Regions from separate parts of the Homo sapiens genome. Here all the other regions are linked to region 2. Evidence: read pairs that join two places in POLR2A ChIA-PET (ENCODE). Cell type or tissue: HepG2. All regions are shown on one strand.

Evidence for each region. Peaks named below come from ENCODE experiments on the same cell type or tissue, not always from the same donor. Only the 100,000 strongest peaks of a DNase experiment are listed, where the experiment ranks them.
Region 1: POLR2A ChIA-PET joins it to region 2 with 8 read pairs; 3 of 35 experiments call an interaction of 5 or more read pairs at or near these places.
Region 3: POLR2A ChIA-PET joins it to region 2 with 8 read pairs; 1 of 35 experiments calls an interaction of 5 or more read pairs at or near these places.
Region 4: POLR2A ChIA-PET joins it to region 2 with 5 read pairs; 3 of 35 experiments call an interaction of 5 or more read pairs at or near these places.

The regions. Positions count from the first base shown.
Region 1 is chr12:65,929,169-65,931,668 of GRCh38, forward strand. The region is part of intron 3 of HMGA2 (high mobility group AT-hook 2); the gene reads left to right. Among named protein-coding and RNA genes, the nearest start is that of HMGA2-AS2, 18 kb to the right of the region's middle. RefSeq lists an enhancer at 1,017-1,161 and a cis regulatory region at 1,082-1,095. In HepG2, no CTCF peak of the experiment used is centred here; a DNase peak (open chromatin) is centred at 1,123.
Region 2 is chr12:66,047,885-66,050,384 of GRCh38, forward strand. No RefSeq gene overlaps it. Among named protein-coding and RNA genes, the nearest start is that of LINC02425, 18 kb to the left of the region's middle. In HepG2, no CTCF peak of the experiment used is centred here; DNase peaks (open chromatin) are centred at 1,317, 1,817 and 2,297.
Region 3 is chr12:65,326,523-65,329,022 of GRCh38, forward strand. MSRB3 (methionine sulfoxide reductase B3) reads left to right here. Exons shown (of 7, transcript NM_001031679.3): 3 at 304-412; 4 at 2,004-2,081. Among named protein-coding and RNA genes, the nearest start is that of MSRB3, 49 kb to the left of the region's middle. In HepG2, no CTCF peak of the experiment used is centred here; a DNase peak (open chromatin) is centred at 1,279; H3K4me3 peaks cover 866 bases.
Region 4 is chr12:65,924,852-65,927,351 of GRCh38, forward strand. All of the region lies in intron 3 of HMGA2 (high mobility group AT-hook 2), which reads left to right. Among named protein-coding and RNA genes, the nearest start is that of HMGA2-AS2, 23 kb to the right of the region's middle. RefSeq lists an enhancer at 1,575-2,085. In HepG2, no CTCF peak of the experiment used is centred here; DNase peaks (open chromatin) are centred at 1,400 and 1,900; H3K4me3 peaks cover 553 bases.

The sequences.
Region 1 (2,500 bases), 120 kb before region 2:
TGAGGACTGTTCTCTGGCCAAAGTTTGTCAAACCATTTCTCTGAGTAACAAGACTTCCTCATGTTTTCCATACTCTATAGTTCAGTGTTGCAGCCTTCCCATACTTGATTTTTAAAGCGGAGTTTTGTTTTGTTTGTTCTTAGTGCATTATGACTATAAAATGTAAAAACCTTTCCTCTTTGAAGATAAAAGGAAGTAATCCTAATTTTAAACACTTACTTGTTTTAAAAAATTGAAAAAAAAGTATCGACTTGATATGTCTAAAGAGACCTATGTATATATGTATTAGATATTTATATACATACATATGTATGTATATATGTAATATATATCATATATATATTTTAGAAATCTGCAAATTTAAAAAGGGAGTGTTTAGATTGCAGAAGACCTATCCCTAAACCCCGAATCCCAGAATTCTTAAGCTAGAAGGGCACTTGAGAGGTGATCTCATCTATAAAGAGATGTATATTTAAGGAGCTAATTTACACAGGTAGATGACAAAACCTTACACCAACTCTTCAAGCACAGGAAGCACCTTACACGAAACACTTTGGTGAATGCTCATTTCTACTCAATTTTAAACTAAATTCAACTGAAAATACCTCATTTTAAAGAGGATATTCAGTTGACTCACTGGGGAAAAACAATTGGATAAACTGGTTGTTTGCCCTTACCGAGATAAAATCACTGATAAGTTGAATGCATTTTTGTAATGTGTCAAGACAGATGGCTTTAATAGTCACACATATTAAGTATGGGATATGTGGCGAGGAATAGAGGTTTTTATATACAGAAGTAAGAACTGTAGAGGGGGGAAACCATGAAAGATAGAAAAAGATGAGAAGAAAGAGGACAGAGATGATACACTCAAGAAAAGCTGCCTATTTCAGAGTAGAATATATTGTAAGCCCCAGTATAGTTGAATGCTTACAAGAGGAGAAGCTTTTAGCAACTCCTTTGTTTCTTAATGTATATATTATATCTGAACAGAATGCTTCTTTCCTGTGAGCTAGACAGTAGGAAGTAATCTATCTTCAACCTTGTTTGGTGTGTAAATAAAACTTTAGAAAGGGTCTATTGAACTTTGGACAGGCAAGCTCCATGAGCTCTCCCTCACTCTTTGAGGCAGGTTAAAGGGTACGGCCATGACCACCACCTTAATCCTTCAGGGACTATTTACAAAAGATTGAAAAATGTGCCCAGGGCCCGTACCTGCCCCTCTGTGGAACTAGCCCAACTCAAGTGGGCTGGCAGGCAAGCCTGGCTTTCATGGGGACAGAAGAGAGAGTTTGCGGGGAGCTTGGCATTTTTCAACACATGCTTTTTGGCTTCTCCTACTGAATTTGTAATTTCCATGATATTTGGTGGGAAAATGGACACCGGCCTCTTTTGCTTTTTGTCTGCTGCTTTGCAGCTATTGGGATTCTGCGCCTTGGGATAATGAAGCAGGCTGTCATTTCCTCCCCCTAAATAATGCATTACAAAGTGGAAATGCAAATTTCCTGTGCAAGCTCTAAGTAGCAGGTGGTATTTCCTTAATATATTGTTTTTGACCTTTGGGGAAATTGGTATTACGAGCTGACTTTGGAAAATTAAAATAGCATCAAGGTCCTACATTTTAAATAAAACAATCGATATCTTAATTTTTAAAATCAGACTAGATTACGATACCAGGAAAAGACATACATATTTTGCTTTTATGTGTTAAAGTTTTGTAATTCAGGGAGGACAAGAAAAGGGATATGGTGCAGCTGAACTTTCTAATTCACTAAGACAGGAAAAAAGGAAGGAAAAAATGTATATTTTTAAGTTTCAATTTAAACCTTTGCTGTTAACTAAATGCTTTGATATGATCAGTCATACAAAGAGTTAAATTAAGCATGGAGCTGTTCAGATGGCAAATCTGCGTTGAGCTGAAGGTAAAAGACATCTGTATTTTTCATTCATTTGCTCAGCAGCACTAAATTTCAAGCTTGTTTTTTGTTCAGCATCAAAGAAAAGGTTGTTTTATGGTTATTGGATTTTTTTTAACCCACATATTTCATGAAAGGGACTCAAGTCACTGGGTCTTTATATTCTTTTAAGTTATTTTTCTGCCCACAGCCATTCTGCAAGCCATCTTGTTGAAGAGGGAAAACATAATTTCATTCTTTTTCTCTTCCTTTGAAGAAAAAAATTTAAGAGATTTAAATACCATTCACATTTTGGAACTTCCTTCTTTACCCCCTCCCGAAACCATCATCTCACAACTATGTAAAGCAATCAAATGTTGAAAGACTTAAGAGATTTTCACACACATAAATATCCTTTATATACTTATAACTGCTCTACTTATCAAGGGCAACAAGAATGGAACCCAGGAGCTAAGTTTATAGATGTTTGTGTGTGTGTGTGTGTGTGTGTGTGTGTGTGTGTGTGTTTGTGTGCGTATCAATATATCCAGATGTGTCCAAATGTACACGGTATTTTTAGCATACAAATTGCTGATTAGGCATCT
Region 2 (2,500 bases):
TGAGAGCACAGACCCCAAACCATTCACAGACCATGACACTTCTCTTACTCATGAATTAACTATATATTGGTATTCAATGAAAAGCTGATGTCTTTTTATGCGTACCCTAGCCAAAAATAATGCTAGGCTTCCTGATGATTCTCAAGATGTGTGGTGAAGTGTGTGTGTGTGTGTGTGTGTGTGTGTGTGTGTGTGTGATGTCAAGTAGACATTTACTGAACATTAACTGTGTATCAAGCACTGTGCCTACTTGTTGGAAAATAGAAGTAAAAATCTCCTTCCCCTAGAAGAATTTAGGATTTAGGTAAGAAAATAAAATACACATATCTACCAGGCTCTGGTAAAATCTAGAGTTCAAATATGTTATTTTTAATTTTGCTTAACCCCATATTTCTTTAACTTTTGGAATTCAGAATTTTTCTTCAAGAAGCACCTAATAATAATGCCACTATAATTAGTACTTTTCACTTTAAAATTAATTTTTTAATCTCTCCATCAGTATTCAGGTTTAGAATTTCCTAAAAGACCATGTACTTAAGCTTTCTTATAAAACAATTACATCATCAAGATGCAAATAAAGACTTCTTAATTTCCATCTATATTCAATTATTTTATGTTAAATTTGGGCTTCCCGTCTGCCAAGTTATATGCTGTATGGTGAACATATAAACAGGAAGCCAGCATTAGCCCTGCCCAGTAGTGTAGTGGAAGAATGACATGGAAACCTCTGATTGCAATACAATGAGACGAATGCTGGTTGACACACCTACAATATATGACCAGCGCCTGGAAACCAGCCATGCTAGCACATGGGGGTGCACGGAGGTGTACCGGGCGAAGGAAGGCTTTATGGAGGAAGTGATGTTTGAGCGGCTCTGAAAAAAACAGAAGGTCCCCAAGGTGAGAAGAGGATGAGGACTTTTCCAGGCAAAAGGAGAGGCAAAATGGCGTGATTTGGGAGTCTCCTGGGGATCTACCCGTCAAGAGAAAACCTCCTGAGAAGGTCTATAAGTGGAGCAGCGTCTACAGGGCGCTTCGCACAGCAAGCTGAGTCAAACACCAAACTGCTTCAGCTAACGAAATCTGCTGCCAGCATCTTCTGCTGTAACCTGCAAACACTGAGATACCTCTAACTTCTCGCCTTTCTTCCCTTCTTCCTCTTCCAAAAAAAAATGGTAGTGTCTGCTTCCAACTTCTCAAGCATGTGGAAAAAGACCTTGAGCTCCATCAGTGAGTAAGACCAGATAAACAGCAGTGCAGTGTTAGTGTCATCTTTGTCAGACTCATGAAAGAGCCTCCTTAAACAATAAATTATCATCAACATTCCAGGGTATAGTTGCTTAATATGTGTACTAGCCACGTCTCTGATACCTCTTCTTTCCGGGGTTTACCCTTTGGCTATTTCACTATTTGTTAGCATTTATGTACACAATTGGTTGTGCAATTCTACTCTTTCAGCTGCTGTTAGTTCTTGTGGTGATGAAAGGTAAAACAGAGGGTGCAATAAGATTCAGGAATAATCTGTGGACTTTTATTTTTTAGTGTGATCTATCTCACAGAAAATTGACATGTTTGTTTTTATTTTATGGAAAACTAACTTTACTCTCAAAATGTTCCTTTACCGTGTTTTTTGGTGAAAAACATTTTTAAATAGTCTCCACAATTGTTGAATGGCTACTTTTCTGATGAATTTCTTAAGCAGTAAGAGAAGTCCCTACAGCAAGCAGTCTGCTGTTTTGAAATTGTTTGCAAGGGAAAGTATTGTATAAAGATAATTATGTTGTGGCTAAAGAACTATCTTAGGCTAAAGTCCTTGAACAAAGAACAGATAAGCATGTCTTTGTTTGAAGTTTTGTGGTGAAATAATCATTGGCAGCTTATGTAGATATGCCTTGATTGATAACTATCCTATGTTTTTTTTTTTTTTGTTTTTTTTTTTTTTGAGACAGGGTCTCTCTCTCTCTGTCACCCAGGCTGGAGTGCAGTGGTGCAATCACAGCTCAATGCAGCCTCTACCTCCTGGGCTCAAGCAGTCCTCCCATCTCAGCCTCCTGAGTAGCTGGAACTACAGGCATGCACCACCATGCCCAGTTAATTTTTCAAAAATTTTTTTGTAGGGACAGGGCCTCCCTATGTTACCCAGACTGTTCTCAAACTCCTGGCCTCAAGCAATCCTCCTGTCTCAGCCTCCCAAAGTGCTGGAAGGCTGAAACAGCCCAGCCTCTATGAAAATATTTTTTTAAATGTGGAGCATTTGCTGGGTAACAAAGTACCTTTTTAAAAAAATCCACATTGAAGAAAGTCATGTATTCACTCAGCAAATATTTACTGAGTTGCTTCATCTGCATAAACACAGATATAAATTCTTGATACATCATTTTTAAAACAAATAATGATTATAATTACTCAAGGGGAACTTAAGACTGATTACTGTTGGCAAATACAAAATCATAATACCATATATTGAGCAATTACTAAATATCAGGCACATACTAAGTGC
Region 3 (2,500 bases), 720 kb before region 2:
AGGATACTGGGAGTTATAAAGCATGTACCTTGTGAATGATCAGTGAATTTTTAGTATCACATGCTAGAGACTGGCTGTAGCATATTGTCACTGCTCCAGTGGAATCATCTGAATCTTAAGAAACATTCATTTTAAACGTAGAGAAATAATCAGCTGCAGTTCAGGTAAGCATTTCCAGTGCATTAGAGACTGGTCTGGTCATTGACAAGTGACTGCAGAAGCTGTGCTGTGGCGGTCAGCCAAAGCAATTATTTAGGATTCAAGCTAAAAAGGCTTCTTCTCCCATATCCTCTCTCTTTTCAGGGTCGTGTAGGGATAAAAAGAACTGTAAGGTGGTCTTTTCCCAGCAGGAACTGAGGAAGCGGCTAACACCCCTGCAGTACCATGTCACTCAGGAGAAAGGGACCGAAAGGTAAGGTGAGCTTTAATAAAAAGTCATTAAGAGCTAGATTTCTTCTCCCCCTGCCCTCTGCAGTGCTTTTCCTTGCCAATTAATTTAAAGCATTCTATACTTACTTGCTAAAGTCTATGAATTAGTATCCTTGAAAAGGTTAAAATGGTGTTGTTTAGGTTAAGACTAAGTTTTATTTGTTCTTTTCTCCATTTAATGAATACTGCATATCTGATATAAAGTCACAAAGCTTTTGTTAAGGGCCTGTTTTTAGTTTACTACAAAATGTGTGGAAGTAACAGCGATTTAGGTACATTTTTTGGGAAGACATCACAGTAAGCAAAACCATGAGGGACTTGGCACTATGCCAGGATGCTGAAATTTTGAAGGTGGCCATTGTAAGTATAGACGTTTTGGCTGCAAAAAGAAGGTAGCATAATTTAGTTCTTTTCTACCCAACTCCAATTTCTTTTTGAAGCACATGTGGAGAAAGTATTTATTGGCTCATTTGTGGTTGGAATGTCAAAAATTTTCAATAACTGCCCTCACATGGCTTTGGTCCTTGGAAGTTCGCCCTAAGTCCTGAAAAAAGAGTTTGTTCACTTCCAAGACTGTTTTTAGTGAATAAAGCCTCTCTCAGCTGATTCCAGCTCAAAGGTAACTTGCCAAGGTCCGACGACTTTGTTGTCTAATTTATACCATGGAGCTTGGCGTAAGACCGTAGCTTACCTCTGATCCAAATTTATTAATGATGTAACTTCTTGTTTTCATTCATGAACTGAAAGAGCTCTCTACTACACATGGGATCCCTGTTAACAGGCAACACTCTCTTCCTGTCACAGTATCTACTGTTTACTGAATTTACCAAATGTTGAATCTCTGACGAAGTCCAACCTTAGCATACAATGAGCTAGCAGTGGACTTCAGTCTCAGCTTGCGAGGATTTCTATCCGTTCTGTTGTGTACATGACTAGCAAAATGATTTAATGCACACAAACAACCAGAGATTAGGTCATTCTTAAAAATTCTGTTTATAAAAAATTTGGACCTCATAAAGAGGGTGAAAGGATAATAAAAACAAGCTGCAGAGCACATAGACTTTTTGTTGGGCTAGCACAGCTGATTTGTATTAGCTGAATGACCTCCTAGCCTTTAAGATTGTTAACTTAGAAAAATATTCCCTTAAAGCTGCAATATTCCTTTTCAAACCAAAAAATAAGACTCCTTCCACTTGAAGTCTTGGACCCTTCTGCATTTTCTGGTATATACTCTTGCACACTGTAAAGTAGCAAAATCTTATGTAATGTTCTTTCTGTGAATCTAAACTACAGGCTTTTTTTTTTAATAGAAAAAAATCTTTTTCTAAGCATTACATAACTAGATGGCTTGATTTTTTTATGTAACTTGCACTAGTTTGGAGTAGTTATATGCACATTTTATTATATAGATTTGAAATATATTAGTAAAGTTCAGATTTCCATATGTTTGGTTTGTTTTCATTCTAGTACAAAAAGCCCTTGAAAGATTTATTAGAGAAATATATTTTAAGCAAATACATTCTGTAAGAAATAATGCTAACTTTAATTTTTTAAATGATCTGTTTATTTATCAGTGCCTTTGAAGGAGAATACACACATCACAAAGATCCTGGAATATATAAATGTGTTGTTTGTGGAACTCCATTGTTTAAGTAAGTATGTTGAAAACCTATAGGTATGGCTGTATCATAGATGGCAGCAAACTAGTTATTGCTTTTTCATCTTAGAATCTTTCCATTGCTGAATTTTCTTCTGTTTGTTTTTCTATTTCCATTTACCCCCAACAAAACAAAAGTAATTATTGATTTCATGGTAAATTACCAGTGTGACAGACTGGCTGATTTTGCACTACTTGGATCTTTAAAATACCCAACATTAACTTGTTCATGTCAGTAACCATGGTGCTTAGCAGAGCTGTGAAAGAGATTTTGGCAAGCATAGAAATGTTTATGCATTTACTGATTTTTTAAATCTTCAAATGACAGCCTTAAATATTTATTGGAACATAATGAAAAGTTCTTCATGTATATACTTCACATTGAATAAAATCCACCAAGTAGATTATACTTTT
Region 4 (2,500 bases), 120 kb before region 2:
ACTCTCTCCCAGCCTTTCAGAACAGGTCTTCCTATTTTCTTCCATCCCTCTTCTGCCGTTCTGTCATATTTCTAGAGTGGGGCTGGCAATAAAACTATCAGAGAAGAGAGAAACCATATGTTCTGAGGTAAAATTTAACAGAATAAAGAAATTTCCAGCCCTTGAAAATGCCCAGAAGCTTCCAAGCAGACCCTCCTTAAAAGTTTCCATCTACTGTCTTTTATTAAACCCTGGTATTCCTCAAATGTGAAATTCCTTTCTGAATTGTTAAAATATTTTTATAAATAAAAAAACTCAATTAATTTTGAGTAGCTCAAAAGTATCTTTTCTACAATTTCTAAAGTAAAGATGCTACATTTTAGGTTATAAGTTTTTGCCACCAGGTGTGACTCTAACTATTCTTCATATCTTTTGTTCGCTCAAACGTGTCCCAAATTTGAAAAAAATTGACTTTTGGACAATTTCTAATAAGCATTTGGGTGGTCCTGAGCAGGAGGAACTTCTAGTTTGTGAAGTAGCTAAGGAAAACATCTTAGGCAATTTTTAGTTCCAAGAACTTAGCCTGACCAAGTAACCTGACTTGCAGCTTAGGCGTTTAATTAGGAGCAATTTGGACACCAGAGTTCCGATTCTGCTCTTGGTGCCATCTTTTTCTTTGGGGAAGTGTTCTGCTTACAGCCTATATTTTGTGAACATCGTTTCCTGTATATCTTTGTGTCTAATACGGCACTTCAAACATAGTAGGCATTTGGAAATTGCTCCCTGAACTGAATTAAATGCAAGGTTAATTCATGGTTGTACATGATCAGAGTTGGAGTAAAAAATGAAATAAAATGAAAAGCACTATCAATTAATCAGGTTAAGTCATGTCAAGCGATCATTAAGTTTTCGATGATCTTGCAGATCTTTGAGAGAATGCGGATCTCGGGCATTTTCAGTTGTGTGCACTGACACGTGAATGTGTGTGTGCCCTCACATAAGTTCTTACATAGCAGAAGGAAGGAAGTTGTGAAAGGGGAGAAAATAGAGCTATTGACTGCAGAGCCATAAAGCTGTTTTTAGAATGACTGCTTCTGTTGTATTGGGGAACGCTTCCTTTGAGAGGGGGTATATTATGCATCCTCTTTCCATTAAGTCTATTTTTGGAAGAAATTACAGAAGATAATATATTACCAGCTCCCAGGGATCTCTTATCAACATAGCCTCTGTTCTCATAACACACCTGCTTAGAGCAAAATAAATTATTCTGTCCTCAGGAATGCCAACCCCAGACAATCAAAATCTTCACTAAATCCCTGTATTTATTAGGGAAGCTCGGATTTTTGAAAAGTGTTAACTCCGCCCCTAAAAGCAGTAAGCGAGAGATAACAACAGTGGAGTCTTGTGGTTGAGCATTCAATCAGCTTCAACAGGGGCAAAGTCTAGGAATTGTTTTCAAAACAGTGTGGGGCTTCCTACTCAGGGGGAGGATTTATCTGCATTTGGCAATTACTCCAGTTACCTTGGAACAAGAAATTTACTTCTCAGTAGTTTTGCAAATTAAGTGTTTAACTTCGTCTCTATAGAATTAATGCCTCGGAGGTGGGGAGAGGGAGGCAGAGGAGAGGCTTTCAAGGCCAGTTCACAAGTTTGACACTTAAAGTGATAGTAGCAAGTTTTTCTCTAACTGCAAGAGTGTGAAGTTCTGTTTCCACCTAATTGCAGTTTGCATCCTGCAAGTGTATTGATTTAGACATTAAAACAACTTAAATGTTTAGCAGTAAAAAGTTGTTTAATCATTAAACCACTACCATTTTCTTTCGCCCTTTAAACCTGCTTTCAATCAGCAAATGCTGATTTGGATGCTGGTTTACAGTCTCATTAACCATGAAGATCACAAAGGAAAGGTTGTGGCAGCAGTGGGAAGCTCTGAAGCACCCTCATTGTCACAGGAAACATTCAGTGAGACATTCAGCTGTCTCACAACACACACAGCTCTGAGAGAGGTTTGGGTGACAGAAATGCAGCCTCCAGTTCCAGAAGCAGCACGCTGTTCATTCCAGGAAAGGAAAAAAAAAGTGCTTTTCTGCGTGACCATGTTGATCACTGTTACCATGCAGTAATCAGGGGTCTTTTTGCCACTTAAGTGTAATGGGAGGAGGGTATATCATTGGAGACTCCTAGGTGAATGGCGTGGATGTTACTCTTTTGCAAAGCAAGGAGGAGTTGCAGTGTTTCATGGCCTTCTTTCAACACACGGGAGTTTTATCACTCATTTTAAACGCACAACTTAACACCATTTTCAAACTGAGTTCCAGCCCTGGATTGTTTTTTTACAAAATGGCCCCTTTCCCCTCATAGTGGGATGGCCATGGGTGCCCATTAATTGCTACACTTATAGGAACTGAATTTATTCCCTTCATGGTAGAAAAACCAAGCCTATTTTCTGAAACTTAATCCTGTGAGCTACCATCCACGGCCATACCAGGCTCCAGGAAGGGATCACAACTTTCTGAAGAGA